2 separate regions of the Homo sapiens genome follow, and region 2 is linked to region 1. The links are chromatin loops, found by intact Hi-C in ENCODE. Cell type or tissue: CD14-positive monocyte. All regions are shown on one strand. Links, peaks and the distances in the headings refer to the core of each region. The heading gives the core; the rest is flanking DNA.

The links. A loop is a pair of places that touch in the nucleus more often than their neighbours do. Peaks named below come from ENCODE experiments on the same cell type or tissue, not always from the same donor. Only the 100,000 strongest peaks of a DNase experiment are listed, where the experiment ranks them.
Region 2: it touches region 1 in a loop (2.6-fold over the local background); 3 of 110 quality-filtered maps call a loop at or near these places.

The regions. Positions count from the first base shown.
Region 1 is chr9:107,840,211-107,855,793 of GRCh38, forward strand. It overlaps the pseudogene LOC101926973. Among named protein-coding and RNA genes, the nearest start is that of KLF4, 360 kb to the left of the region's middle. In CD14-positive monocyte, for the core only: no CTCF peak of the experiment used is centred there; DNase peaks (open chromatin) are centred at 8,641 and 9,282; H3K4me3 peaks cover 2,138 bases; H3K27ac peaks cover 5,403 bases.
Region 2 is chr9:107,921,365-107,936,947 of GRCh38, forward strand. No RefSeq gene overlaps it. Among named protein-coding and RNA genes, the nearest start is that of KLF4, 440 kb to the left of the region's middle. RefSeq lists an enhancer at 12,744-12,913. In CD14-positive monocyte, for the core only: no CTCF peak of the experiment used is centred there; DNase peaks (open chromatin) are centred at 7,827, 8,297, 10,887, 11,877 and 2 weaker places; H3K4me3 peaks cover 4,142 bases; H3K27ac peaks cover 5,929 bases.

The DNA.
Region 1 (15,583 bases), core at 4,740-12,739:
TCATGTATTTGTTTGCTGTTAAGAGCCTGCTAGTTAGCACTGTGATAGGAACTGAGGATATAGTGGACAAATTCCTCCATCTGCCGAAGAATGTTCCTGTAACTATGCCAGGCACTAGGAATGCAACAGTGAAGGTTACTGTCCATATAGGTCATCGTTATAAAAGCAGAAAGAGAGAAAGATGGATGTCAAGCACTATGTGAGCTTCAAGGAAGAGGGATCAGGTCCATTTGGGAAGAGGCTTCATGGATAAGACAACTTTTGAAAGATGGAAAGATGGGTAATTGGGGAGTCTTATCCCCTTATAATAAGGGCTTCTGAAGAAGATGGGTAGACTCTAAAAGAGCTGAGACACTGGCCAGGTGCAGTGGCTCATGCCTGTAATCCCAGCATTTTGGGAGGCTCAGGTGGCCGGGTCATGAGGTCAGGAGTTCGAGACCAACCTGGACAACATGGTGAAACCCTGTCTCTACTAAAGATACAAAAAATTAGCTGGGCGTGATGATATACACCTGTAGTCCCAGCTACTCGGGAGACTGAGGCAGGAGAATCACTTGAACCCGGGAGGTGGAGGTTGCAGTGAGCTGAGATCGCGCCATTGCACTCCAGCCTGGGTGACAGGGCGAGACTCCATCTCAAAAAAAAAAAAAAATAATAATAATGACTTGACCTATCAGCTTGGCTAGACTTCGACGGGTTCAGCAGCTGAAGATGAACATGAAGCTGGTTGGATGGCACACACACACAAAAAAGAGTTTTGATATTAAACCTGCAACTTTGGTGACATTGTGCCATTGACTGGAGAGCAAAGGGATGAAATAAACTTATTTCTTAGCAACTGCATTCTAGAAAGAGAGACAAGAAAATATGAGAGAGAGAATTAGGGCAGGAGAAGAAGAGAGAGGGGAGAAGAAAATTAAGTTCTGTTTTCCGCTTAGGTAGGAGCAGTGTCTGAAGGATTTCTAGAAGCCTGGATTAGGCTTCAAACATTTAATGACTCAAATCACCCATGCTTGCTGATTTCCAAGTTCTTCCTGAAAGAACATAGGCACTTGTTCCTTAAAACAACCCAAAGAATGTTGCAATATACTCAAATCAGAAACCACGTTATTTTTAGTTACTTTCTCCTCTTCCTCCTGTGAGTGACTTCTTGTATCAGATGAAGGCAGCACATAACCTGTGTGGCCTGCTGACCTTGTATCCCTGGAGAAGGTGGTTACCTGTTACCCAGGAGATGGGTGGGCTCTTCTTTTCTGTGACTTTCATCCCCCAACCCAACCCCCATTCTTACCTACTCTTGTTAACTCAGGCTCAGATACTATGAGCTTTTAGAGGACAAAGAACTTGTTGCTCACCTCTGCATCCCAGCATAGGCCTGACACACAGTAGATATTCAATTATTCATAAATAACTTACTAGAATAGTGGTGGAAGCTTCAATTATGCCAGAATTGTTGTGGTGAGATCCTCAGATGCATTGCTTCTACAAATACTTTCAAGAACAAGTTATTCTAAGGTAGTTTCACCATGAAAACAAAGACCCAGTGGACCTTCTGGGTCCCATCCAGTTCACTGAAATTTCTCAGCCCAGTTATGCTCACTATACATAGAACTAAATTCATAATCTTTAACCCGTTTCCCTAAACCAGTGCCTGTTTTTTTTTTAAATGGCATCACCTTGTTCAGACACCCACATTAGAAAACCGAGCAAGATTCTCAACTTTTCTGCTCTTTCACTCCCTGTATGAACTGGTTACCGACTCTGAATGCTGCTACCTCAGTATTTCTCTGAAACACGTAATCCTTCATCATTCTGCTCTGAATTGTTCTCATGTCTCCCGTTGAGCCTCTGATTCTAATCTTCCAGCTCTGATCTGTTCCTCAACATGGTCCTGCTAATATGCAGAATTGACCATGTGTCTCTCTGGTTAAAACCCCTCTGGGAGTATCTTTGCTTTCATCCAAGTCCAGAATTGAGAATCTGCATGCTTCTTAACACAACTCATACACTTCTCCATAGTGCTCCACCCATCTCCCCCATCCTCCAATCTCCTGTCTGTCATAACGAGTGTCTTTATGTTTCCTAAAAACACCTGCCTCTTCCTCATCTATGCAGGTTGTGTCTTCTCAAAGCTCTGGGGAGGAGGCAGCTTAGTGAGATTTGGCACAGCAGCTTATTCTGCTAGTTCCACCACTGTTGCTATAACTGACCCCAAAAAGCCCAAACTCAATGAATCTACTGCTCGCTTTGTTGAAATACCATGGAGGTCAATTCAGGCAGTGTGAACTCCGTGAGTTTTGTTTAATTACTGGTATGTTTTGGCTGTGTCCCCCGTCAAATCTCATCTTGAATTGTAGCTCCCATAATTCCCACAAGTCGTGGAAGGGACCTGGTGGGAGGTAATTGAATCATGGTGGTGGGTTTTTCCCATACTGTTCTCATGATAGTGAATCAATGGTTTTAAAAAGGGCAGTTCCCTGCACATGCTGTCTTGCCTGCTGCCATATAAGTCGTGCCTTTGCTCTTCCTTTGCAGTCTGCCATGATGGTGAGGCCTCTGCAACCATGCTGAACTGTGAGTCATTTAAACCTCTTTCCTTTATAAATGACCTAGTCTCGGGTATGTCTTCATTAGCAGCGTGAGAACGGACTAATACAATTACATTGCCCACATATACCTAGCTCCTTAAATTCTCATTTGAACTGGTTTTAATGTCTTATTAATTGAAGAGTTGATTAAAATCTTTGATACTTGTTTGTGTGTGTGTGTGTGTGTGTTTTGTTTTTAATATAAATAGAAAAGTCATGTTTTGTTTTGTTTTGCTTCTTAAAGCAGAGATGGGGTTTCACTATGTTACCCCAGCTGGTCTTGAATTCTTGGAGTCAAGGGATCCACCAGCCTTAGCTTCCCAGAGTGCTGAAATTACAGGAGTGAGCCACTGTGTGTCCTGCCTGCCTTCTGTTTTTTTTTTTCTTTTTAGAAAAGTCATGTTTCTAATCCTCCAAAAATTATATTTTAATGACAGTCTTTAATAACAATTATCCTTTTAATGACATATATACTCCTAAAAGTAGGAGTGACCTGTCGTTTCAGATTTTTCAAGCTTAGCCTAGTCTTGTGTCTTCCCCTGGGTAGAAACAATTTATCTGCCTCATCATGGGCCACTCCTATCTCATAAGTTATTATCTTTATTCCCATAGCACTTTGAATTTAACCTATTTATAACACGATTGAATTGCATTCTGGGTATTTATATTTGGGCCCTGACCCCATCCCTGTGAGAAGACTGTAAACCTTTTGAGGACAAGAACTATACCTTTCTTTCATCATTATATCCCCTCAAGTTTCTATAGACCCCAGTGGTGCAGACTTTAGAATTAATGAATGGATGGATGAATGAATGAACAAATGAATTGGGCAAGAAATACAAAGATGAATAAAATGGGTTTTCTTGGTGGAGAGACAAATATATGCTGTCATTCCTTTTGCCTGGTGTCCAGAAAAGCCTTCTGGATCCATTGTTATATATGCATGCATTTTCCTTTTTATGAGGATGGCTGTTTGATGATTGACATTGTTTAAATAACTGCAACTAATCAGTTCTGCCCATGGGATTTGGAAACCCTGAAGTATGTTCTTTGGAATAGGATACAGCATTATTTTAAATACTGTGCAGGTCAAGTATTATTACTAACATATCTCATAAGAAACCAGATGTTGCCAAGGTTTAGTTCACTTAATTCAAGTAATATTCAACATAAAATTGTATTTCGGCCAATAGTTTTGAATAGAGTTTTAGAATTTGTTGTAATGCGATTAACTCATTATATTAATTATTACCTTGATTCTCAGGAAACTCCTTCTGTGTTCCCAACTGGGGATGGGGACTTCTCACTTTGCTCCCAGCTTCTGTCTCCCTTTATCCAGGCAAACAGTCTGTGTCATTATGCCTCCCCATATGCCTCCTGTGTGGGAGTTGTCTGGTAGCAGAAACCATGCCAGACTCATCGAAGATCCCTATCACCCAACACAGGGTCCGACACTATGTGGGTTTTCACTGAAGGCTTCCTGCATGAAGGGGAGGAGAGCAGAGATCATGGGCTCTGGGTCAGACCTCAGTCTGTTAAAGAATTATTTCCAAACAAGGAGAACATCGTGACTTTCTTTTTTCTTCTTCTTTTTATTTAAAAATACAGATGGGGACTCATTATGTTGCCCATACTGATCTCAAACTCCTGGCCTCAAGCAATCCTCTCACCTCAGCCTCCCAAAGTGCTGGGATTACAGGTGTGAGCTACAATTCTTGGCCTAACATCATGATTTTCACACAGGTAGAAATTAAACGCATGTTAAATATTTTATTTAACTTATTAATTAGAGAATGAGGCAGGTATTATAACCAGTTCAAAGGAGAATCTGAAGAACTAGCACATGTATACATGAGGAATATTGAAATGAATATGCAAATGAAAACAAAACTAGTTTCCTTTACAGTGGAAGAGGAATCAATGGAAACCTTTGTGGATAAAACAGAATTTACATGTCCCTAAACAAGAATTATTTTGCATCTCTATCAGTTATCTACAATTTCCAGAGTTGTAAAATAGCTCCCTTGGAATCAGAATCAGGCAACTTAGAAGGTGTTCTCTAGACAATATAGAGTTTCCCGTTAAAGCACAGAATTCCCCTTTCAGTTCAAATCTCACTTGAGCTCACCTGAGGGAAGGGCATCTGGGTAGAGATAACAGCACCAGGAAAGGCCTGGAGGCATGAAGCTTCTGTAAGGGGAGGAAAGTTGCTAGAAGAGTGAGAGGTAGGCAGTAGTCAGAACATATTAATAACCCAGGAAGACCAGGATAAAGATTTTTATTTTTTATTATTTTTTTATTTTTTTGAGACAGGGTCTCGCTCTTTTGCCCAGCCTGAAGTGCACTGGTGTGATCACCACTCATTGCAGCCTCCATCTTCTGGGCTCAAGCGATCTCCCAACCTTAGCCTCCCAAGTAGCTGGGACTACAGGCATGCACCTCCATGCCCAGGTAACTTGTTGATTTTTTGTAGAGGCAAGGTCTTCCCAAGTTGCCCAGACTGGTCTTGAACTCCTGAACTCAAGTGATCCTCCTGCCTTGGCCTCCCAGAGTGTTGGATTTACAGGCATGAGCCACTACGCTCAGCCAAGATAAGGAATTTAAATTTAATCCAAACTTTTAAAATCACACAACTCTAACAAAATATATATTTGGAGCACCTCATCCCCATTTGTGCATATTTGTTAATAAGTTATGCATACGTATTGTGGTATTGTGATACCAGAATAACTCTAATAGCACAAACTCAGATATTTAACAGCTGTGTGACCACAGGCAAATTACTTAACATAGCCATGCCTCAGTTTCTCCACCTTTTTTTTTTTTTTTTTTTTTTTTTTTAAAGAGATGGGAGTCTCATTATGTTGCCCAGGCTGGAGTTCAGTGGCTATCCACAGGTGCAATCATGGAAAACTATAGCCTCGAACTTCTGGGCTCAAGCAATCCTTCTGCCTTAGCTTCGTAAGTAGCTGGGACTACTTTGCCCAGTTTCAGTTTCCCCATCTTTAAAATGGAGGTGAGGCTGGGTGTGGTTGATCATGACCGTAATCCCAGCACTTTGGGATGCTGAGGCTGGAGGCTTGCTTGAGCCCAAGAGTGTTGCTTGAGACCAGCCTGGGCAACACAGTGGGACCCCATCTCTACAAAAACAAACAAACAAAAACGATACAATACAATGCGATACAATACAATACAACACAACACAATGGAGATGATAACGTAAGGTTGTCTTTCTGTATTCAATGGATCAGGTTGACCACCCCACATGGTATGTGTACTCCATTTCAGAAATTATAAATGAGAGGCTTGATAAACTCTGTGGATTGTAGAGATGAAGAGTTTGGGATAAGAGAAGGGGTAAAGGCAATGAGATCAGAGAAGAGGCAGTATTGCAGCACAGGACAGAGATGAAGGGGGCTTGAGCTAGGGCACCCACGGGGAGTTGTGAGTGGGGCTCACTGAAGGTAAGATTGGGTGTCTTTGGTAACTTTCAGACAAGGACTTGCAGAGAAAGGCAGAATGAAGACATGGAGAAGATTCTTTGTGTGGGAGGCAGATGATGCCTAGAACGAGCTTCAGAGTTGGGAAGAGAGGCAGAGAGGTGCCAGAAAAAGGCAACAATAAGAGGCTCGCTGGACAGTGGGCTCATGTCCTATTGTCCCCTCTGCTTTGGGAGACACTAGTGGCTCATGCCTGCATTGGTATTTACGACTGAGACTACAACGGGCTATGGTGTTACCCATGATTCATAGGCCCACTATTCTGTACAGATACAGTGCTTGTTACTTTACAGACAGTGTTTACTTCATTTAGTTTTCCCAATAAACTTGTAGGAATGACTACCATCCCCATTTTACAGATGTAGAAACTGAGACTTACAGAGGTTAAGAGGCTTGAGCTGTGAAATGACATGCTCAGTATAAAGCACCCTGCTATATAATCCCAAAGAGTGTGTGCTCGTTTTCTCCTGCACCTTGTTGTTTCCCAGCTGAAACCTAGAAATCTAGAAAATTGCATTCCCTTTGCGCTGGTTACCTCACTTCTCTCTGCTTGGTAATTCTCGATGTCCTTACAAGGAGGAGGCTCCTCCTGACCTCTGAGGTGGCCACCTGAAGAGCAGGATATGTCAGCACCTGCTTGCTGGGAAGCACCACCCAGTGTATCCCATTCCTTACCCCAGGAGGCAGACAAGGATGGGGAGAGGCCTGGTTGAGAAGAGAAAGCTTCATGTGGTTCAAGAAAAATACCAAGTATCTTCTTTTTTTTTTTTTTTTTTTAAGACGGAGTCTTGCTCTGTCGCCAGGCTGCCAGGCTGGAGTACAGTGGCGCAACCTCTCCTGCGTTCAAGTGATTCCCGTGCCTCAGCCTCCCAAGTAGCTGGGACTACAGGCGTGTGCTACCCTGCTTGGCTGATTTTTTGTACTTTTTTTTTTTTTAGCAGAGACAGGGTTTCACCATGTTGGCCAGGGTGGTCTTGATCTCCTGACCTAGTGATCCACCCACCTCAGCCTCCCGAAGTGTTGGGATTACAGGCGTGAGCCACCATGCCTGGCCCCCAAATAACCTCTTAAGAGTTACAGACTGCACAGGTTACTGGCTGAATAAGTTGGGGGAGGCTGGTAGGGAACCTAATCTTTTAAGATTTAATCCACAGGAAAACAAAGGGAGACCCTCCAGAAATCAGAGGCCATTGCTAAGGGGGAGAATCGGTTGCCTTCAGGCACCTTCACCCCAAATGGCTTGTGTGTGTCTTTGATGTCCTGCCCTCTACTGCACCTCCATTTATTGTAAAGTGTTACTACTTTCAAAGAATTGGAGAAAGTCTACAATAAGATAGATAAGTTACAGGTGACTATTGTAGGTAACTTAAAAATGTGCTTTACAATTTTAAACTCTTCATGCAGACCTAAAAGGATTAAAAGGTGAATGACGCCAGGTACGGTGGCTCACACCTGTAATCCTAGCCCTTTGGGAAGCTGAGGTGGGAGGCTCACTTGAGCCCAAGAGTTAAAGACAAGATCAGCCTGGGCAACACAGCGAGACCCCATCTCTATTAAAAAAAGAAAGAAAGGTGAATGAGGATAATCCCTGGAACTCGCTTTAATGAAGGAATCAAAATTATTTATAAAGTGAACATGTACCTTTCTATGCTCTCAACGGTTTGCAGTTTCTCAGCTATTCTGAATAATCATGTGAAAAGCCTGCATAAATGGTGCTTCTAAAATGCTTAAGCCCTTTCTTATCTGAAAGCTTTGCTTAAACTTCTTTGTGAAAGGCACTGTAGGTTTGTTGAATGAATGAAGGAATGACAAAGAGAGTTTTTTATTTTTCTTCAGTACCAAAGGCCAGTTTAAGCCAAGCCCTTGACTGAGTCATCACAAATTCCTGAATTCACACATAAAAATGAACTCTTACCATAGATGATGTGTTTGCCAGGACAGGATTAGAATTACTTTTTTGAAAATATTTTATTTAAACATGGGAGGTGCATTTAGAGTTGTGCCTGTACATTAAGTTATATTCTCCATTATAATTGTGTTGACAGTTGTAACAATTACTCACATTCACTGGGCTCTGCAGAGTTTAAAACTCTTTGACACTGAAATGTCAAAGAAGTGAGGATACTGAAGTTCAGAGATGTTTCAGCTTGCCCAGAGGTTCACCAGCGTTTGTTCATAGATTAACAAGCAGAGGTTAGCCCGTATACGATAGCAGGGGTGGCTTCTCTTTAAAAGGAGATATTGTTCTTTCTGTTCTCTAAAGAGGCAATGCAAGCTGGTTGAATGTTGCAGAGAAATCAGCTTCCCAATTCAGGAGAAATGGGAGCAGGGCAGGCCTCATGCAAGATGCAGCTTTCGAATACTTGAATTTTTTTAGAGTTCTCCTCCTCCTCTGGGTTGGGCACGTAGCATTCTAGCAAATTCAAAATGTTTTAATTTCAGACTAACCATTCATCTGAAGCAGAACAAAAAAAAAAAGAAAAGAAAAAAAACACATAAAAAAAGCAACTAAATCCGAGTGTTGCAAACTCTTTTAGCAAATAGTTGTGAAATAGCATTGACTTTGCCAGTTCCTGTTTTCATTTTCCATAAATCTATTCTGGTATAATTTTATTCCCTTGAAGTAGATGTAGCAAGTTCTTCATGATACTAAATAAAACAACAAGATAATCAGTTAAAAAGCCCACTATATATTAAATAACAGCAACAACTAAACTCTGGCCCCAAGTTAAACTTAGAAAAATTACTTTTTTGGGGGAAAATTCAAAAGTTTTAGAGAAGCTGTAAGACTACTTAAAAGTGTCCTCAAACCAATGTTAAAACATTTGTAGGCTGGGCGCAGTGGCTCACACCTGTAATCCCAGCACTTTGGGAGGCCGAGGTGGGCGGATCACTTGAGGTCAGGAGTTTGAGACCAGCCTGGCCAACATGGCAAAACCCTGTTTCTACTAAAAATACAAAAAGTAGCTGGGCATGGTGGCGGGCACCTGTAATCCCAGCTACTTGGGAGCCTGAGGCAGGAGAATCACTTGAACCTGGGAGGGGGAGGTTGCAGTGAGCCAAGATCATGCCACTGCACTCCAGCCTGGGCAACAGAGTGAGACTCAGTCTCAAAACAAACAAAAACAAAAAACAACATCAGTAGTGAGTGACTAAACATAGGAACTATACTTTTTTTTTTTTTTTTTGAGACCAACTCTCGCTGTGTCACCCAGGCTGGAGTGCAGTGGCGCCATCTCGGCTCACTGCAACCTCCGCCTCCTGGGCTCAAGTGATTCTCTTGCCTCAGCCTCCGAGTAGCTGGAATTACAGGCATGTGCCGCCACCAAGCCCAGCTAGGAAATGTTTCGCCATGTTGCCTAGGCTGTCTCAAACACCTGGGCGCAGGTGATCACCTGCCTTGGCCTCCCAAAGTGCTGGGATTACAGGCATGAGCTACCACGCCTGGCCAGGAACTATAAATTGAATCAGCTCAGGAGAACCATAAAGATTCTAGTGTCTTCAAGTTTCTGTAGCACTTATGATGGGGGTGGAAAACAGCATTTGGGGGCTGGTAGGCGCCTGTGGCTTCAGGAAGATCCTTGCTCAGTTGACCCCTACCCAGATGCATGACAGTTGGGTCACTGAATCTTTGCAGCCTCAGCTATGAGGGGAGAAGGATGACTGATGTCAAAGGGTTGTTGAGAAGTACTGAGAGTTGGGAGTCATCTCCACCCAGTGGGAGCTTAACATGGAGTTGCTGCCATTGTTGTGAAAATGAAAGACAGAAAGGATGAAAAAAAGAAACTAAAGCTTTGCTTTTGTGCAGGAGTGTCCAATTGTTTGGCTTCCCTGGACCACATTGGAATAAGAGTTGTCTTGGTCCACACACAAAAAAAGCACTAACACTACTCATAGCTGATGAGCTAAAAACAACAACAACAAAAAATCACAAAAACATCTCATAATATTTTAAGAGTTTACAAATTTGTGTTGGGCTGCATGTGTGGCCCGTGGGCCATGGGTTGGACAAGCTTGCTTTTGTGAGTGAGGCTTGAAGTAGGAGAGCTTAAGAAAATATGAGGGAAGTCCTATCAGAAGCAAGTTATGTAAGCGGAATATCCCGTTATCCAAGTGAGGCTTTTTGGATAAAAATCTGACACCAAAATTCTTTCCGTGTGCTCCTAATAGCACCCTGAGTGGAACAAATGGAAGGCGTTTACATTTCACCAACTCCCCTCATCATCTTTTGATGGGGCAGTCAGGCCACATTAGAACCAACTCCAGGCAGCTCATGCTGGAGTGCTCCAATTTGTAGCGTCTTCCTGTCTGCTGCTTCCCTATTGCAGGCCCACCTGGTCAGCTCTGCCCACTCCTCTTTTGGTCCCTTTTTGAGTGGAAAGCCGCCTGGTCATGGCCGCTCTGTGGGGGAAAGCACTTGCAGTCCTTCTGTTGTGTTCCTGGCTGTCATGTGGGTTTTGCAGTGTTGATGAAATGAGAAGCAGGGATCCAAATATCACCCTGAGGTCATTTGCCCTATTCTCATTGCTACTCGGGCAATAAGAGTAGGTTGGGCAAACATATAATGGCAATAAAAGACAGTGTGGCCTAAAACATTGTGTCTCTGATGCAGAGCCCTCAGCAGTCCTAGAGAACAAACTCTCAGAGCCGGCCATGATCACAAAATAAAAATCATGTCCTTTTGATCCTTCTCATAAGGCCAGATCCTGTCGCTATGCTTGCTCATGGCATCCCAAGCATCACATTCATCTCCGTGTAGTTCCTCAGTCTGTTTGGTGGGTCCCACCCTTAGCCTGACTCTTACCCCCAGGCTATTTGCTCCATGAGGAAGGTCCTGTGTGGCTCCTATGCACTGTGATATCCAGTGGATAACACCGAATCTAGCACCAGTTGGTGCTCAGCATACATTCCTAGGATGAATGACTTGAAATGAATGTTGTATTCTAGTTTACAGCTTTTTGGCCCAGGACGTTCGGTCCTCAATAACCTTTGAAAGCCTCCATTAAGTTCTTCCTAACAGACAATAAAAGCTTGCATCATAAAAGGTTTAGTTTTTGGTTTAGTCCACTTGTGAAGATAGAGCACACACAGGAGGACTGGGGGGTCCCTAAAAATCTAGTTCATCTCCTTGGCATTACAGATGAAGACAGGGACACTCAGAAAGGGGCAAGAACTTAAATAAGTGCAAGAAGGTGACATAATCACCACTGGACTCTTAACAGCCTGTGTATTTAACAGGTGCTCCTAATAACTCAGGGACACTATGGTATAGTGGTTAAGAGAGTGGGTTTTAGGTACCAGACCACCAGGTTGAAATCCTGGCTTGGCTACTTATTAGTGTTAAAAGAGAAACTAGACAAATTTAACAGGGTTTAATTGAGCAAAGAATGATTTGCACTTAATCCATGCTTAACATTGGATTTATATCCTCTTAAATACCAACTTTGTTTCTTCAATTCAGGTACATAGCATTGCTTATTAAATGGGTTATCATAGGTAATTTGCCTTGGACTGTGGAGCTCATTCAAATTGCATATCTTAATAATTTTGGTACTGGCTGCTTTAACATGAAAATCTGGCAAAGTATTTCTTTGGCATTTAATTAATATCTTGCTTGAGTTAGCAGTTTTATAAACCAGTCAATCTTTTCATTAGAGTTCTGGGAATTCTTTCTTTGTCCAAATGATCCTAAAGTAATCAGAAATCTGTATTTAAGAGTTTTTGTCAGCGTCCTTTCCATCCTTTCCAGGAGCCGACCTGCTTAAAGATACAATACTTTAGAATTTTACTTGCTTGTGAAGAGCTTTCAGAAAATGCGTAAGCATTAAGCAATTAACTGTGGACAAGACTTAAAATGGTCGTGGTTAAAGATGCAATTGACAAGAAAATTTGCTTATTTGTGTGGCTTACAATAATTTAACATAATAAGCACAATTATGACTGATAATATATCAGAATTTTATTTTATTTGAGACAAACTCTGTCACCCAGGCTGGAGTGCAGTGGTGCAATCTCAGCTCACTGCAACCTCCGCCTCTCAGGTTCAAGCAATTCTCCTGCCTCAGCCTCCTGAGTTGCTGGGACTACAGGCACGTGACACCATGCCCAGCTAATTTTTTTGTATTTTTAGTAGAGACGGGGTTTCACCATGTTGGCCAGGACGGTCTCTATCTCCTGACCTCGTGATCTGCCCACCTCGGCCTTCCAAAGTGCTGAGATTACAGGTGTGAGCCACCACACCTGGCCATTAAAAGGTTTTAAAAAGCAAAAACGTTTATTCTTTGATGGAGAGGAGGGTCAGTTTTCCAAATAATCAAAAGACCTAATAAAGACAGCATGAAACACAATCTGTCTCTCCTTCTCTTCCCTGTTTTTTTTTTTTTTTTTGCAGTTTACTTAAAGGGTGAAGAATATTTCTTTTGCTCTCTCGCATATTAATACTTCACAAACTCCTTCTTCAAAGAAGAAAATCAAATTTTACTTTTGTATTAGTGTATTATCAATACTAAAATTAATTTTAAGAAAGTTTTATAAACAGAGGGTGGGTATGGTGTCTCACACTTGTAATCCCAGCACTTTGGGAGGCTGAGGCAGGAGGATCACTTGAGGCCAAGAGTTTGAGACCAGTCTGGGTAATGTAGCAAGACCCTTATGTCTACAAAAATAATAATGATAAAAAAATAATTAAAATAAATTAGCCAGGAGTGGTGGCATACACCTGTAGTTCTAGGTACTCAGGAGGTTGCAGCAGGAAAATCCCTCAAGCCCAGGAGTTGGAGGCAGCAGTGAGCTAAGGTTACACCACTGCATTCCAGCCTGGGTGACAGAGCAAGATCCCATCTCTTAAAAAAAAACAAAAAAAAACCCTCATAAACAAATACATCTAATCTCAGCCAGCTTTTGAACACAAAAATAAGATTTCCATACAATGGATACCTTGTATTTTATAAAATAATCTCTTTTAACCTCTTACATAATATCTTACAATCTTATAAGATTATAATCTCTTGTATAATTCTTTTTATCTTCTTTCCCCAACATTTATATTCATTTAGTTTTATCTATAGCATATTTTCCTTCATTTTGAAACAACTTTTACATAACCTCAAAAAGAGACAAAATTACTTTTTGTTTGACAACATACTCATCCTCATGTCTTTTTTATAACGTTCTTCACCAAAAAACACCCATCTCACTTTATTTATTTATTTGAATTACAATGTGACTTTTCATACTTTGGAGTGAGCCCCACAGGAATAAAAAACACTGGGAAGGGAAGACCACTTGACCCTGAGGAGTGGCCCGGGGGGAGAGAGGCTACCTCAGGGGAAGGAAGCACAAAAGAGATGCCCTGCAGGCTCAGGGCAAAGGGAATGCCATCGGTGCTGGTACCTGTGAGCACTACAGGAGGAAATGTGAGTACGGTTGGACTGGCTTCAGGCACACTGGCAAACGGCAAGAGGGCTGGACACAAAGCCACAAATCTACTTGGGTCCTCCTTCTCCTTTTTTATTTTTATTTTTGAGATGGAATCTCGCCCTGTTCCCCAGGCTGGAATGCAGTGGCATGATGTCAGCTCACTGCAACCTCCACCTCCTGGGTTCCAGTGATTCCCCTGCCTCAGCCTCCGAAGTAGCTGGGATTACAGGCGTGTGCCACCATACCTGGCTAATTTTTTTTTGTATTTTTAGTAGAGATGAGGTTTTGCCATGTTGGCCAGGCTGGTCTTGAACTCCTGACCTCAGGTAATCCACTTGCCTCGCCCTCCCAAAGTGCTGGGATTACAGGCGTGAGCCACCATGCCCGGCCTGGGTTCTCCTTCTCATTTGCCTTTTTCTGCTTCTGCTGAATGGTCTCCAAGTCCCTCTGCTTGCAGGAGGCAACAGAAAGCCCATCATCTTGGTGCTTTCCCCTTAACCAAGTCACTCTGCTTTTTCATATTCTTCTGGTGGGCAAGTTCACCACAGTCATGGCTACGGCAGGGCAGCAGCTCTTACCTGCCTCTGTTGTGTCCCTCTTTCTGTCCGTATCTCACTTAATATGCTCCGTATACCGAATTGTTTCTTTTTTATCTCGTACTTTTAACTACAATTAACTATTACAATTAAAATTAACTACAGTTTCAACCCTTAGTAACCCTAATTTCCAGTGAAAAACCTAGGAAGTAATCTGAACTGTTTTATATCAGTATTTATAGATAAAAACCATTTCATAAATTTTTAGAAAGATATGTTCCCAGCTGAGCATGGTGGTTCACATCTGTAATCCCAGCACTTTGGGAAGCCAAGGCAGGAGGATCACTTGAGGCCAGAAACTCAAGACCAGCTTGGGCAACACAAGACTCTCATTTCAAAAAATAAAAGAGATATGTTTCCTCAATTTTTTTTATTTACTAACAGATCTAAATATATTTAGCTTTTCTATACGATGTAAAATAAGATGAAGTATAGAAACTTAAGCTTATGTTTAATAATTAGTGTTTTAGTATTTTATAATAACTTAGAAATGACTCAAACATTTTATGATTATCTGTTACTTAATTTAACATAATGTGTCTTTAAGATTTTTAAATTACTGAAAAGAATCTTCAAACTATGACACAGGTACACTACCTAATGTCTTCTACAGTCATACTGAGTCTCAAATACCACATGGCACCCGGGACAGCTACGAAAGGCAGGGACCTTCTGAATCCTGAATTTACACAGCAGGTGTAGAGGTCAGAACACTGGATGGAGCTGTAAAGAGAATGCCTGGAGGATCTGACTCTTCCTAGTATAACCAAGAAGCAAAGCTGGGCCATATTGGGCCTGGCTCTGCATTGGAGCTGGTGGCCCAGGCATTGACAACACAGGATGTGTCCCCAAGCCCACAATAGCCACTTGACCAGGCCCCAGTATCCAGAGGCTCAAAACCAAATACTTATGTAAGCTCCCAGTAAGATGTGTGCAAACCTTCAGGGGAGCCCAACAGCCAGCCCTTATAGCTTTAGCTTACAGATAAATCAAGCAAGTATCAAAAATATTATAGAAGCAGCAGTTTTGTTGCCTTAAAACATGTATTAGAGACAGCGTAAACCTGTCTGATCAGTAGATCCAGGCAAAAATGTTTGAATTATATTTAATACTGACAATTCTGGAGATATTCCTATTTTATTATACCAACAATTTTAAAACTAGCTTTATCTACCAAGTATCATTTTAGAGCACATAGAAATATCACATGAACATAACATATATAGACACACAGATATACAGACACACAGAAGCACATCTTAAAGCTTTCATGAAGGTTTTGCATTGGCCAGTTTACAAATAATTTTTCTTTCCTCTATTCAGACTATCCATTTCCCAATTACCTATTTCATTGTCCTAAGTAATTGTTAGTTATGTAACCCTACATTTACACTTCTAAACGGATGCCTTTTAGGTGAAACAAAGGAGAAAACGTGTATCTCAAAAGCACAGAGACTTCAGGCCTAATCATTATACCATC
Region 2 (15,583 bases), core at 4,990-12,989, 81 kb after region 1:
CTTCGTTTCTGATCTTTTGGTGTCACCAAGTTGCCAGGGGGTTGATTTTTCACAGCAGAGGCTTAAGGCAACGATTTAAGTACTATTCTTTTTGGTACAGCAGTCTCACCTCCATGTTCATATCTAGACCCTCATATACTACTCTAGGCAGTCAGTATATACCTTGGCATTCATTTCTATGCGCACACTCCAGATTTTACTGGAGAGCCCCACGTAGGTGAAGGAGCTGGGCCAAAGGATTTCTGTTTTCTCTTACAAACCTGGCTGATCTAGTTCCCAGAAAGCCATTTGTCCATGTTCATTTTCCTATTTGATGTATGTTGTGAATCATTAGAAAAGTGAGAGGGCTATTATATATTAATTATGTGCTATATGCCAGGGTTTCCCATACCCTAGCTAATTTAATTCTCATTATACAGGCAAGGGTTTTCATATCCCCATTTTACAGGTAAATAAACAGACTAAGAGAAATTGAATAGGATTGCCAGGTAAAAAATGCAGGACACAGGCTGGGCATGGTGGCTCATGCCTGTAATCCCAGCACTTTGGAAGGCTGAGGTGGACGGATCACCTGAGGTCAGGAGTTCAAAACTAGCCTGGCCAACATGGTGAAACCCCATCTCTAGTAAAAATACCGAAAATTAGCCATGCGAGGTGGCATGTGCCTGTAATCCCAGCTACTCAGGAGGCTGAGGCAGGAGAATCACTTGAACCCAGGAAGCAAAGGTTGCAGTGAGCTGAGATCATGCCACTGCACTGCAGTCTGGGCAGCACAGTGAGACTCTGTCTCCAAAAAAAAAAAAAAAAAAAAAAAAAGCAGGACATAAAGTTAACTTTGAATTTCAGATAAACAAAACATAATTTTTTTGTATAAGTATGTTCCGTAGAATATTTGGGACATACTTATATAAAAAAAGTTTCACTATTTATCTGAAAAGTTTGAATTTAACTGGGCTGTGTATTTGCATTTGCTAAATCCAACAACCCTGGAAGTGAAGTAACTGACAAGGCTGAACAGTGCAGAACTGCCAAGAACTGAAATCTCCTTTTTACTCTGCCTGGAGGCCTCTCACCCTAGTCTTGCAGTCTGATGTCAAACCCTAATGCAAAATGGAAAAATGTTTTCTCAGATTCTTGCTGGCCCATAAATATCCATAATCAAAACAGAGTCTTGTATGTGTGCCAGGTAAGGGGAGGAGAGAGGCACTTGTATATTTCTATTTTTACCGGATTTTAAGATCCTCACAGGCAGCAACTGCATCTAGTTTATCCTGTATCCTCAGCACATGCAGAAGGAACCCCCTGGAAGCTTGTTCAGTTGGACTGAAAAAGCAGCTTTTGGCCAGTTCAATTGAGGGTGCTGAGTTTGGGTGGCCCGTGAGCTCTAGCTATTCTCACCTCTTCTATCTTTGGCTTTCATTCTAATCTAGTTTTGAAGATGAGAAGGAGAATCTCCAAGTAGATATTTGTGTTCTTCTAACATCAGCACTGTAAGAGATTAATAAGGGACTTAGACCTGGCATCTAACTCTGGCCTTACTGGCTGGTAAATCCAGTTCCCAGATTTACCCCTTTGAAAATGAAGTGTTCTGACCAAATTAGTCTTAAAGCCCTTTCAAGCTCTGCCATCCCACAGCTGAAAAATTGTGGATGGCTCTGAAGGGAGAATAGGTATTTGGTAGTAATGACAACTATGTAGAAATGCTCCTGGGGTAGCATTGCTGTGGAAAATTATTTACAAGGCTGAGTTGTCATTTCTCTTCATGTAGACCAGGAATTAGGCTGGGAGTAATTCTGGTACACAGGCACCCTAAGATGTTGGTCTCATCAGTAACAAGAACAAAAAATATTAAGACTGTTTCTCTCACTACAAGCAATGACTAAGAAAAATGCCCAGGTGAATGTGAATATGTAGTGGAGATCTAAAACATTCATAGCTGGAAGATCCACCATTATTCTGCAGCTTCCAACATTGACCCGCTGGGGAGGCCAAAGTTCTCCTCTGAAAGTTATGGGTGAAGCACTGAAACAAAGTATCTCCTTTGGGTGACTGATGCTCTGGGGATGGACTGCTTGGTGGCTTGTTGCAGAGGTGAAAGTATAATATCTGCATCTCCTTCCTTCACTTTTCTGTTTAACACACAGACTTTCCTTATGGGGTCTACACATGACCCAATGTGGCTTGGCTAGGGCAGCTTCAGGTAACAGCTGCATTGCCTCAGGTGCTCCTTTTCAGTGCTGACACTATTTGCATCCAGCACCTGCTTCAGGCTTGTGCCCTGGGCTTGTTGATGCTCTATTCTCTCTAATAGAACTTTCTGGGATGAGTGGAATATTCTCTGTCTGTGCTGTCCAATATGGTGGCCATTAGCACACATGGCTACTGAGCACTTGAGGTGTGGCTCGTGTGACTGAAGAACTGAGGTTTTAATTTCTACATTTCAATTACTTTTAATGAAAATAACCACAGGTGGCTAGTGCTACCATATTGGACATTGTGTAGCTATAGCCCGATTTTTTCCCATGACTGAAAGAACCCCACCTACTGACCTACTTTTCTTTCCCCTAAGCCACTGTTTGAAACTCACCTGGGTCACTCTACAGACTGGTGGCACAGATCCTGGCTTAGAATTCAGAAGCTCAAGCCATCCTTGCATGGGCCCCACCCATCTAATCTGTTCTCTCATCTTTGGCAGTTCTCTTCTGTTCACTGCAACCTCCGCCTCCCAGGTTTAAGTGATTCTCATGCCTCAGCCTCCTGAGTAGCTGAGATTACAGGTGCACACCACCATGCCCAGCTAACTTTTGTGTTTTAGTAGAGACAGGGTTTTGCCATGTTGGCCAGGCTGGTCTCAAACTCCTGACCTCAAGTGATCCCCCTGCCTTAGCCTCCCAAAGAGCTGGGATTACAGGCATGAGCCACCATTCCCAGCCTGAAGCAATCTTCCTTCTATCTGAGCTACCTTCTCTTGTAGCATCTCCTTTCCTGCATTTAAAAATGTGTCCTCTTTTGGCCAGGTGTGGTGGCTCACACCTGTAATCCCAGCACTTTGGGAGGTCAAGATGGGCAGATCACCTGAGGTCAGGAGTTCGAGACCAGCCTGGCCAACATGGCCATCGCTACTAAAAACACACACACACACATTTGCTGGGTGTGGTGGTGCACACCTGTAATCCTAGCTACTCAGGACCCTGAGGCAGGATAATTGCTTGAACCCAGGAGGTGGAAGTTGCATTGAGCCAAGATCACGCTATTGCACTCCAGCCTGGGCCACAGAGTGAGACTGTGTCCCAAAAAACAAACAAACAAAAACAAGTGTCTCCTTTTAATCTGAAGCTGACTTCTTTTCCTGGAGTATCACGAATGTTGACTTGGTAAGGTGTTCTCTCCACCAAGGTCTTGCCTACTGGATATCACTGACCAAGCTTGACTATCCAGGAGATGCAGTGTCAGTCCCCTGTGTGCTTCTGCTCTAGGAACAGGAAAGAAATTGTCCGTTTCTACTTCTGCCAACACAAACATCTAGTGAGCCAAAACCTTTCTTAGATCTGAAGTGATTTTTCTTCTGATGTGGATTCTGCCATTGTATCATATTGTTTTGCTAAGTCATGTAATTTCTCTCAGGTATTTTAAATCATACTGTAACACTGCTCCTATACCAAAATGTCTCTAAGAAAACTGACTACCAAGGAAATGGAAATAAAAAAGAAAACTAGGCTGGGTGTGGTGGCTCACGCCTCTCTGTAGTAATCCCAGTACTTTGGGAGGCCAAGGCAGAAGGATTGTTTGAGCTCAGGAGTTGGAGACCAGCGTGGGCAAAATGCCGAAACCTAGCCTCTACAAAAAAACAAACAAACAAACAAACAAAAATTAGCCAGGGGTACTGGCATGCACCTGTAGTCCCAACTACTTGGGCTGAGGTGGGAGGATCACTTGAGCCCAGGAGGCAGAGGTTGCAGTGAGCCAAAATTGTGCCACTGCACTCCAGCCTGGACGACAGAGGGAGACTTTCCATCAAAACAGTAGTAACAATAATAATCAAGAAAACTAGCACTTAGATGAGCATCTACTTTTCTTCAGGGCCAGTTCTTAGCACTCAACTTGCATTATCTGATTTAATTTTTATAAATACGTTTTGCAGATGGGAGAACAGAGACTCAAAGAATGTATGCACCTCTTTTGAGATAAACCTGTAACTGCCACTGTTGGATAAAAACCCAGGTTGGTTGTCTCCAAAGCCCTTTATCTTTCAACTGTTGTAAGAAGAACTTATGGCAGGAAGTCATCCTGTACGGAGCAAAACCATGGCTCATGCAAACAATATCCCATCTACACGCATACACACTGGGAAAAAAAGTGAGTGTGTCAAGTAAAAGACATCCAGCTCCAAATCTTCTTCACCTGCAGTTTGTTCGAAGATGGATAATGAATATCATCTGAATTGCCAAAGAGCAAGAAGAGGGGGGAGACATCTGGCAGAGAAGAGGGATGATTCCAATTTGCTAGTTATTCTGGTGATGATTGCTCATGGGGCAGCCAGAACAGAAATATGGATATAAGCTTGAATTTGTTGATTTTAGTTGCAAAAGGGAACAGAGTGTGTGTGTGTGTGTGTGTGTGTGCGCGCGCGTGCTTTAAAAAGCAGATTGAAAGAGTCTTCTTACTCATAATAGTGTTTATGGGACATATTAGAATTCATAAAATGCTTTGTTCATTCTCTGTTTTGTTGAATCCTTGCCATAGTCCAGTAAGGATAGCATAAATGTGGCAATTTTGTAGTGGAGGAAACTGTGCCCCAAATTCAGTCTCAGAAAGAATAAAGCTTGCATTCACAAGCCAGTCTAAATGTCAGTCCTGTGCCACTTCATATTTGCCTGCAGTATTTCTAGATTTTGCTCCTCTGATAGTAAGTGTATAGGCAACTAAATAAATTTACTTAAGACTTGGAAAGGAGATTCATCAGGACATGTCTAAGAAAAGAAAAGGAATAAAGTTTAATGTATACAAGTCAAAATAAATAAAGTGATACGTCTTAGTAATGTAATATTAAATATAATTAGATTTCAAATAATTATGACATGACACTACTTTTATAAGTTTAGAAACAAAATCTAATAAGTACACATACTTTTTAGGAATACACATAGATACAATAAAACCATATACTAAGAGAATCAAGGGAATGAAGAATATAGGATTTAGGGTGATGGTTACTCTGTGTGAGAGAAGAGAGGAGAAAGAGTTTGTAGAGGAACCATGGAGTTAGATGGTTATTATGGAAGTTCTAATTTTAGTTGTTAGAGGTGGTTTTAAATGTGAATGCATACATTTAAAAAAATAACTAAATGGCTACTAAAATAAGTAAAAGTGAGTCGTGCAAAAACTAAGGATCAAAATATGTAATGAACCGTTAAGATTAATTGTGTTCTGTTAACCTCTAGTCCAGTAAGTAAAAAACAGCAACAACAATAATATAGGTCTCTAAAAGACAGTTGCACCTGGCTTAATATAATGGGACTTATTTCTCACATACAATATCAGGACGGTCCAGAGGTCCTCTTCTGTCCTATAGATGTGCCAACTGGATTATGTGTCATGTCAGGTAAGCGGAGGCAAAGAAGACAGAAGAAACACACTGACTTTTAACTACCTCAACCTGCAAAGAACAAATGTCATTTCTGCTCTTAGTTCATTGGCCAAAACTAGCTATATGGCCTCAGACTATTTGCTGGAGAAATTGGGTAATGCAGAGGAGGAAATGAAGATTTAGCAAGCACTATCTGTCCCTGCAACACTTCTTTTATTTTTTATTTTTCTTGTTAGAGTAAAGATGAACAATTCTAGGTAAGATTCTATTTTTACCTATCCTTCTTGTGAGCTTTAAGAGACAGATTAGCTTCGTAAAAAGAGCTTGGGTTTGGTGTCAGATATATCTGGGTTTGACTCGTAACTCTCCTCTAAATGACTTAGGTGAACTTAAGCAAGTCGTATCTCTTCTCTGGCCTGTTTTCTTATATGCAAATTGGAGATAATAATCCAGATGTTGCAGGATTAGTGTAAGGCCAAGGTTGAAAGATGTCCACTAACATGTTGGAATCTCAGTAATTTACTAGTAATTATTACCATGCAAAGCTGCTATGAGGTCATCGTTCGAGTTATTCAAATCTCAGTGTAGCTTTAGAGATTGTCAACAATATCTTCTTTCATCATTGCTTTAAAATGAAGCCACAAAGCCCTTGGTAGTGTTGCTATCTTGAACAGAATCTGCCTAGAACTAGGAAGGTATCTATGTATACCAGAGGCCTGGTACAAGTGGGATAGTTGTATCTTTCTCTGGTCATAATGATGCTTAAGATTTGTATTCTCTGAGGAACAAGTAAACATAGTGGGTCCAGTATGGTCTTCATAAGACTCATGGGCACTTTTTAGAAACTCTTTATATTAGTCAGGATAAACTAGGTTATGTGGCCATAACAAACATTCCTTAATGGCTTAACACCAGAGGTTTATGTCTTGCTTGCAAAAAGTTTACTGAAGATCTAGGAGACTTTCAAAGCCACTGGCTCTCCAAGTAGTGATTCAGTGGTCCATGTGTGAGCAGCTTCCTCTGTCCTGGAGCTAAACTATTTGGAAAATACAACCTGTTCAGTTGAAACGACAGGAGAAGAGGTCCTGGAGATTACGATTTGGCAATTGCTTTGGCCAGGAATTAACATTTACCATTTCTGCACACAATGCATTGGTTAGAATTAGACGATGCTGCCTAGCTACAGGAGTGGTGGGGAAATAGAGTCCTTTCTTGTGCCCAGAAGAAAAAGCAAGCTAAATATGGGTGAGCACTGGAAGTGTCTGCCAGACTCTGGTTCTCACTGATCCTCTGCCATAAATGGGCTGTCTTACATGGACAAGGGTACAGCAAGGTTGTCTATACATAGGACATGCTTCACAGTCCATATACATCAAGACTCCTTACTCTTTAAAATCTTTTGAGTGTTCTGCCTCCATGTTTTTGTTAATGTTGTTTCATTGTCCTAGAGTATACTTCCCTTCTATTTCTATATTTCCAAATTTTACCCACTTTTCAATGCTTCATCTCAAATGCCACCTCCTCTTTATCTCTTGCTGTGGTTATTTATTTATTTATTTTTATCTCTTCTACAGTATGTTATTAATCTCCTGAGATCCTCTGGCATGTTTATTTTTACCCCCTAAGTTTGTGTTCAAACATGTGAGTGAACCAAATTCAGAGTACTAAGAGCAACTTGTGAAACTTGGAATCACAGTCACAATCTTCATTCTGAGGATCAGGAAGTACAATTGTGTTCTTCACATGCTGTGAAGTTTGGCCTGCCCTCTGAACTCATAAAATTTGGCTGGAAATCGAGAAGAGTAAGAGCAGAGATGCAAATATGGCTTCCCCAAACCTCCTCAGGAGGATCTCTCCCTGGACTTAATGATGGCATTACCTCCTCAGGTCAGTCAATTTGTCTCGCTGGCTGGCTGTCTGTTCTGCGCCTGGGACAAGGGACAATTGGTAGCCGCTGGGCCAGACGGTGAGACCTGGGTCTGCATCAAGGTAGCAGCTCCTGGCAATGGCAAAATTCCCTTTTGAAAGTGCTGTTGCTTAACCATCTGCAGTGGTCTGAATGTTTTTGGCCCTCCTAAATTCATATGTTGAAATCTTAAATCCCACGGCAATAGTAATAAAAGGTGGGGCCTTTAGGGGGTGATCAGATCATGAGGGTGGAGCACTCATGAATGGGATTAATGCCCTTGTAGAAGTAGCCAATGTGAGCTCATTTGTCTCTTCCACCACATGAGGACAAAATGAGAAGCTACCACCTATGACTCAGAAAGTGGGCCCTCATCAGAACCTGCCCATGCTGCCACACTGATCTTGAACTTCCCAGCCTTCAGAACTCTGGGAAATAAATTTCTATTTTTTATAAGTAAGCTACTTAGTCTAAGGTATTTTGTTATAACAGCCCAAATGCACCAAGACACCATTCATCTGAAACTTGGTTATGGATCATAGCCTGATCTGGTGTTTAAGCAGTTTGTTAAAGTAGGCAGTGTTCCTAGGTGTCTTACACTTCTGGGGTCAGACACTCTGGTGACTGTTCTCTTAAGACTTTTCTTAGGAGGTTCTTTTCAGCAGCATTTCTGATGATGAAAGCATTCCCACAGATCTACACATGGGAAGGGAAGCCCTACTTGTTCTATGCCCTTGTGAAATCCTGCTTTGTGAACAGCAGCTGCATGAATGTGTGCAAACCTAACCAAGCTTTCAGGACCAATACATGAAGGAACAAACACCCATGGAACTTCCCCAACATGCTGGGCACTGTGCCAGTGTGTTCGCATGCTTTCTTCTACTTAATCTTTACAACAGCCCTGTAAGGTAGCAATTACTCGCCCTATTTTAGTAGGTAAAAAGAGACTGAGATTCAAAGAGCTAGCACCCGAGTCCCACAGGTTAGAAGGTACACCAGCTGGAGAGATGCATGAACCCTACATCATGGCTCATGTGACCTTGGTGGACCATTATTACATTCTGGACTCAAATTTGTCCTCTGTTAGGCCAGTGGATGTGGTCAGGCTGGAATCCTGAAACTGGTCACCCACTGGGCATCCCATCAGTTCTACCCCATCATCAGTGGGGTGCCTGCCTCTTTCATACTGTGACTTAGAGTCTGAGTGGAGAGCTTACCATGTTTACTATGACTTTAGTGACAATCTTCCCAGGTGTTCAGTGCCTGATGGGATACAGAGACTACATATATATTATCTCAGTTAAGGCCCATAACCACATTAAATGCAGGCAGAAGTTAAACAGGAGGAAATTGTGGCTCAGAGCTAAGGCAAGAGTTCAAGGACACACAGTTGTTTGGGGGTGATGCTGGGATAAGAAAATCCTTCCACTATCTAGGGACCCTCTGAGTAGCCACAGTCACAGTGATAAAAGCCAGAACAGAGGATGTAGACCCAGACAGTGATATTTGGGAGGGCCTATGCAAGAGTATCAGTTTCTCCTCTACTCCTTGGCTGTGAAATGGGAATAATAATTCTAATATTTCATGATGATTGTAAAGATGAAATAGGCATAATGTTGCATCAAAGCCCCAGCCCAGGCCAGCTGTGGTGGCTCACCCCTGTAATCCTAGCACTCTGGAAGGTCAAAGCAGGCAGATTGCTTGAGTCCAGGAGTTCGAGGCCAGCCTGGGCAAAATAGCGAAACCCCGTCTCCACTAAAAATACAAATAATTAGCCAGGCACAGTGGTGTGTGTCAATAGTCCCAGCTACTTGGGAAGCTGAGGTGGGAGGATCTGCTGAGCCCAGGAGGTCAAGGCTGCAATGGGCCGAGATGGCACCACTGCACTCCAACCAGGGCAACCAGAGGGAGACCCTGTCTCAAACAAAACAAAAAAACAAAAAAACAAAAGCCCCGGCCCAGCTCAAAAAACCCCAAAACAAACAAACAAAAAAAGCCCCAGCCCAGCTCCTGGCCTATAGGAAAATACCTTAGCTAGCATGGGCTTAAATATTTGGTGACTATCCATCAAATGTGTACCCTGATCATTTCTGGAACATTGGAAACAGACTGCTTTGGGCTCTATTGGATGGGCCCTAATTCCTCGTCACATGTGACTCTGTGATGGGGTGGAAAATGATAAGGTAAGTGGAAGAAGGTTAGAGAAGGAACAAGTAAACCACTTAGGGCTGTCCTTGCTTCTCTTTTATTTCTTCTTTGTGCAGTGGTTTGCACGGCGGCCATGGAGGGAGAAGAGAATTCATTCACGGCTTTGTCAGCATTTTGCCCTCGTCCAGAGAAGGGTGGGCTTTGCCAGAGCCTTGGGAAGCAGAACCCCTGGGCCTTCTGGGTAATGGGTGTATTTAAGTATGTATCTGGCTTTTCACAGCCAGCTGACTGATAAAAAGGACCTTGATAGCAAACCCACCCCAGCACTGGGTAGTTAAATGGCACTTTCAGCTGAGCTCATTTCTGGCACCAGAAACAGAGGATCATAAACCAGAACTCTAACCTCAAGATGGATTCTATTTGCGAGATACGAATGGTGGTTTCTAAGCCTTGAGCAGTGTTAAGCACCCCTGTTTCCAGGAGAAGTTTTGTTCAAGGCTGCAGTGGTCAAGGCTGCGTGGTGCTTCCCTGTTTGCATAGCAGGCTTCTTCGCATAAACACTTTGACCTCCTGGCAGCTCTGCAAGGTAGATAAGCTTGTCAGAGATTACCACTTGATTTTCTCCAAGAGGAAACTGAGGCTCAGTGAGGGCCAGGGCTTTGTTGGAGCTTGCACAGCTAGATCTGACCTTCTGCTATAAGACCCCTGGACTAGAATTTCTTCCTCTCATGATTTTGTTCACAGAATATAATTCCAGGAGGTTTTCTCACCTTTAATCAGTACTCTTGGACCTGGTAATCTAAAATGGGAAGTTGAGGCTTTAGAGAGATTACATTCCCTGCCCCAAACCACACAGCTAGTAAACAGCAAATCCAGGATTAAAATCCTGATTTCTGCATCTCAGTTCTTAATTGCTATGTCGGTGTTTCTCAAACAAGGATTATCATGATCCATTCTCAGAGAGCCACATGTTACAAAGTTTCAAAAATTTACATTTTTATTTTGATAACAATCTTTAATCTCATTTTGCCTATTATACATTAACAACTACTTTTAAAAATGTTGGTTAATAATTTGAAATGGAAAGACTTATTTTAAATGCATAAAACAAGATAGTCCTTGTTTCAGTTTGCAGATCCTGAAGTGGATGGAGACTGTGTCTCACGTCTGAGGTCACTTTCTAGGGTTCTATGAGGTTTTTTTTCCATATGAAAAAGTTTATATATTACACAAGTTTGAAGAATCTGAGCTGTGATTCACAGCTTCCCTATTGAGTTGTAGAAACATTTCTGCATTCTCTCCTTGAAGTCTGTGAGTGATTATTACAATCATTTTGCAGATGAGGAATCTGAAGAGAGGTTTAGATTTGTACCCAAGCTCACAAACCTAGGAACTCACTGATTCCAGCTTCAAACCATGCCTTGTGACATCCATCCAGGTTACCTGCTAAGAAAATGAGAAATTCAGGTTTTTAGCCAGAGGGTGACTAAATGTCTCTGATTTCTCCCTAAAAGATCTAGAGGAACATGGATTCAAAATGGGTAGAATCAGAGCTGAGGAATGTGACAAATGTCCTCTCCGTCAATGGGGGTCCTCCTAGCAGGAACACAAAATGATGTTTATCCCATTTGCTTTGGCCATTCACCTGTCTGAGCCATCTCCATCTCAAGGCTTCTACAAGGTGATAATTCCCAAATTCCATTGCAATGTTTATGATTCTGCAGCCAAAGCACTCAGTGTTCAGCTTTAAGCAAAGAATTGCAAATATTCACATCCATTTTCTTATCTGGACCGGTTCTCCCACCGCCTCCTGCATGTGGTCTTCACATGGCTTTTATGAATGCATGAAGTCTGTTCCAGCTTGTTCTAGTGTTGCAGTGTTTTAACTGCCATAATACAGTGGTATCAACAGATAAATTAACTAGATATGTTGAAAAAATTATGGGCAAGAATCCTGTTCTCCTCACTCAGCCTAATTCATCCACAGGGAGAATCTGCCGTGGGAGTTGCGGGGAGAAGATCTCTATGAAGTACAGACCAGAGAAATAAGCCAGTCCAATGATTCTATTATTCCTAAAGTTCTGGACTGTTTTCACTTAAATCAATGGCAGTTTTCTCTAAAGTTGCCCCCTCTCTGAACCTGGCAGTTTCTCCTTTAGAGTGTTTGCAGAGCTGCTTTCAATGGGACTTTCTGCTGTGAATCATGGCAGTTCAGGTTGCCGACTCATAATATTTTTCTATCGCTAAGGATGTCCTTGTCCAGATCTCAGATTGACTCTTCTCACTTCCCGAAAGGAGACAGTTTCTAAAGAACTATTAGAGTACTCACCACAAAAGGCCTTTTCTCCCCCCACCCCGCCCCCCACATTCCAGCATCCAGTGTTTTCCCCTTTGCTTCATTCTCAGCATCTTATTTAAAGTTGGGGGAACATGTGCTTTTGGGAAATAAGCTCCGTAATCCTTGGTCCCTGAAGTGATTTTCAATAGGAAATCTGAATTCCTGCTCCATGTAAAATGGGTCTCAGATGCCGAGAAATTAGTATTTGAGTGTAATTTATGATTTACTTTTCATAAATCAGTGCTATTTTGCCTACAAATCATTTTGGAAAATGTTACGGCTTTATAAAGTATGAGTCAGAGCAGGAAATACTGATTGGAAATCGAGGCTTATATGTTGATCCCTGGTCCTGTCACCAAGTAGTCACACGATTTTGGCGAGTTGCCCCAAGACTTTGAGTTTCACAGGGGGTTGTACAATTATTAAATTACATTTTTTGATGATTAATTCATTAGTTTAATACATATTTATTGCCTGGCAACTCTGCCAAGGCATCATGCCGGTCCTTTCCAATTCTTACATGTTATAAAAATCCAGGCTGATGATGGGTTACATTCTTCCAGGATGGATTTGACAGAAAGAGGGTATGATTCTAGGAGTCAGAAAGATTATTTTATTTGATTTTTTCACTACCTCAGCAGAGTAGTAGCTCCATTTTGTAAAGGAGTAAATGAGCTCAGAGGTTGAAGGACATACAGGAGGTTGCATTTCTTCTAGGTGGTAGAGTCTGGCCTGAAACTTAGGTTTGCCTGGTTCTTTCTCTAGGAGTTGCTGACTCCCTAGAATAACCCAATTTTATGTCCATTCTTAGTATTTTCCAACGAGAAACTTGGGACACACTTTGTTTTCCAGTAAAAATGGAGATTGGATTGTGCGCTCTGATTGATTTAGCTGCTTTCTCTAATCAGGACAGATTCCTTCTGGTGTGGTTTTGATCTGTGCCCCACCCAAATCTCATGCTGAATTGTAATCCCCAGTGCTGGAGGTTGGGCCTAGTGGGATGTGATTGGATCTTGGGAGTGGATCCTTCATGAATGTTTTAGCACCATCCGTTTGGTGCTGTTCTCATGACCGTGAGTGAGTTCTCACAAGATCTGGTGGTTTAAAAGTGTGCAGCATCTCCCCCATCTCTTTCTTTCTCCTACTCTGGCCATGTGAGGTGCTGGCTTCCCCTTCACCTTCTTCCATGATTGTAAGTTTCCTGAGGCTTCCCTAGAAGCTGAGAAAATGCTAGCATCATGTATCCTGCATGCCTGCAGGACCATGAGCCAATTAAACCTCTTTTCTTTTTAAATTACCCAGGCTCAGGTATTTCTTTATAGCAGGGCAAGAATGAACCAATATGCCTTCCTACACCGAGAGTGGAGCTACACACAGTTCTCTGCATGGGCAGAACAGAGTGGCTGATGGACCCCCTGGGGTATGAGATCAGGTTCTCCAGGATGCTTGTACATCAGCAGAAACATATGTTGGAGATGGCCCTAAAGTTTGGAGTCCATCACAATCTCTACCCTGCCTTTCAGGCACAGAAAACCTGGTAGAAGTGTACGAATGCCCAAAAGAGAATTATTCACAAATCAGGCAGTCAGGCCCCAAGAAAGTAAGTTAGCAATGGTGCTGGTCTGTCAACTGAAACTCTGCACTTCTTAGCATTCTTTAAATATATGTGTAAGTAAGAGACAGTGGCAAGTTAATGGCTTTGAGTTCAAGAGAGAAGGCTTTAAAATGCTGGACTTCAGATGACTAAATACATAGCAATAAGTTTTAATGAGGGAAAGAGAAAACACTCTGGGAATTTTAAGCAGGATAGAGTTTAATATTGATAACTGCATGCTTATAAAATAGTTGTAAAGGCTGAATAGGACAGGCTTCTTGGGTGCTTTCCAAGAAATACAGAACTGACCTACCAGGGGAGCTACTACTTCTGAGTGTGCCACTAGCACTGGGTAGATTTTGAATGGAAGACACCACCATTGCAACCCCTGGACAGCAGGGAGCAGGAGGATGGATACTCCAAGCTGTAATTCATGGATCAGGAAGTCAGATCAGGAAGCCGGCACTACCACCACTGTTTGTCTGTACACAGGACCCTGGAAAATGAACAGTGCAGTGTGCTGCAAGAAAAACACAACTTTTCCAAGCAGTAGTGACAACCAGAAGTCAAGGCGATGGCCTCTGCCTTACTTCTTTTTTTCAACAAATGAATGCATCAAATTGGGTCTCCAACCTCTTCATTTATGAAAATGGTGAAAATGAAGGCTGAGGTGGTCAGTGCAAGTATCTACTGCAATGGGGAAAACTCATTCTTCACAGAGATTGTTTTCTAGCATTACTTAAAACTCCAAGGGTAGAAGAACTTCCTCCAAAAACGCAAAGTAAAACAAAACAAGACCACTTAATATTCTTTTTACACCATTAGGAGTAGAGGTTATCCCAGTAATGGAGGCATTCATCTTCAGGGATTTATATTCTCTTTGTTCTATTCAGAAAGGGCTGAGCCAAGTGTGTCCAACTTAGGGTTCAGTTCCTTCCTCTGTTTGAACCCCACCCAGCTGATGTCCAATACCACTATTTCTAGTAGGAAATTTTCTTATTAAAAAAAGTTGTGTCCAATGGGAAAAGTGGTAGTTCCATCTCCTTACTGGAACAATAGATGGCAAATGTACATTGAGTTTCATTTACAGCAGACCCTGAGCACCAACTCTATTTTAAGGCCTGAGCTGGCCACTGGGCATATGGAGGTGAATGAGACACTGCCAAACAGGAGAGCCAGGTGAGTAAACAGATCATTACATGATGGAGGTAAGCCAGGGAGGGTGAAGGCGTACGAATAAACCTCGAAATACAGTTATCGAATAAACAGATAACATCGGAGAAACAAGACTCTGTAACTCTTCTTTGTGCAGCCAGTCTGCGTAGTTGCCTGCATAGTCCACACATTAACACAAAAGAGTCTATTTTTCCTGGTGGCAATGGTTCTGAAGATCAGGGTACTCTGATAATTCCTTGGGGTTGGCAGCTTCTGAAATGGCTCGCAGTGATCCCCGCTTCCTGGTATTCAAGCTTTGTGTAAATTCCTCTCCTTGAGAACGGACTGGACATGGTGATTTCCTTCTAACAAAAAAATATGGGAAAAGTGATGGGATTCTGAGATTAGGTTACAGTCCAAAACGTGGAAGTGCCGATGTTGAGAAACTCTGGGCTAGAAGTTGGTCTTCCCCGGTTATTCCCCTGGTCTCCCTGATTGATCAGATTCCAGATGTTTCCTCTGACTTTTCTGCTTGAAGCCACTTGGATGAACCATCCATGCTATTTAGCACACCCTACCCTCACACCTTCAAACACATGTACCACCCCTGCTACAGACTGAATGTATTCCCTAAAATTCATATGTTGACACCTAAACCCCAGTGTGATGGTATTAGGAGGTGAGGCTTTCTGGAGGTGATTAGGTCATGAGGTAAAGGCTTAATGACTAAGATTAGTATCTTATAAGAGGTCCCAGAGAGCTCCGTTATCTCTTCCACTCTTGCCCCTTTCACCCCTTCCACTCGTGAGAAGGCACCATCTATAAACGAGGAAGCAGGCCTTCACCAGACCCCAA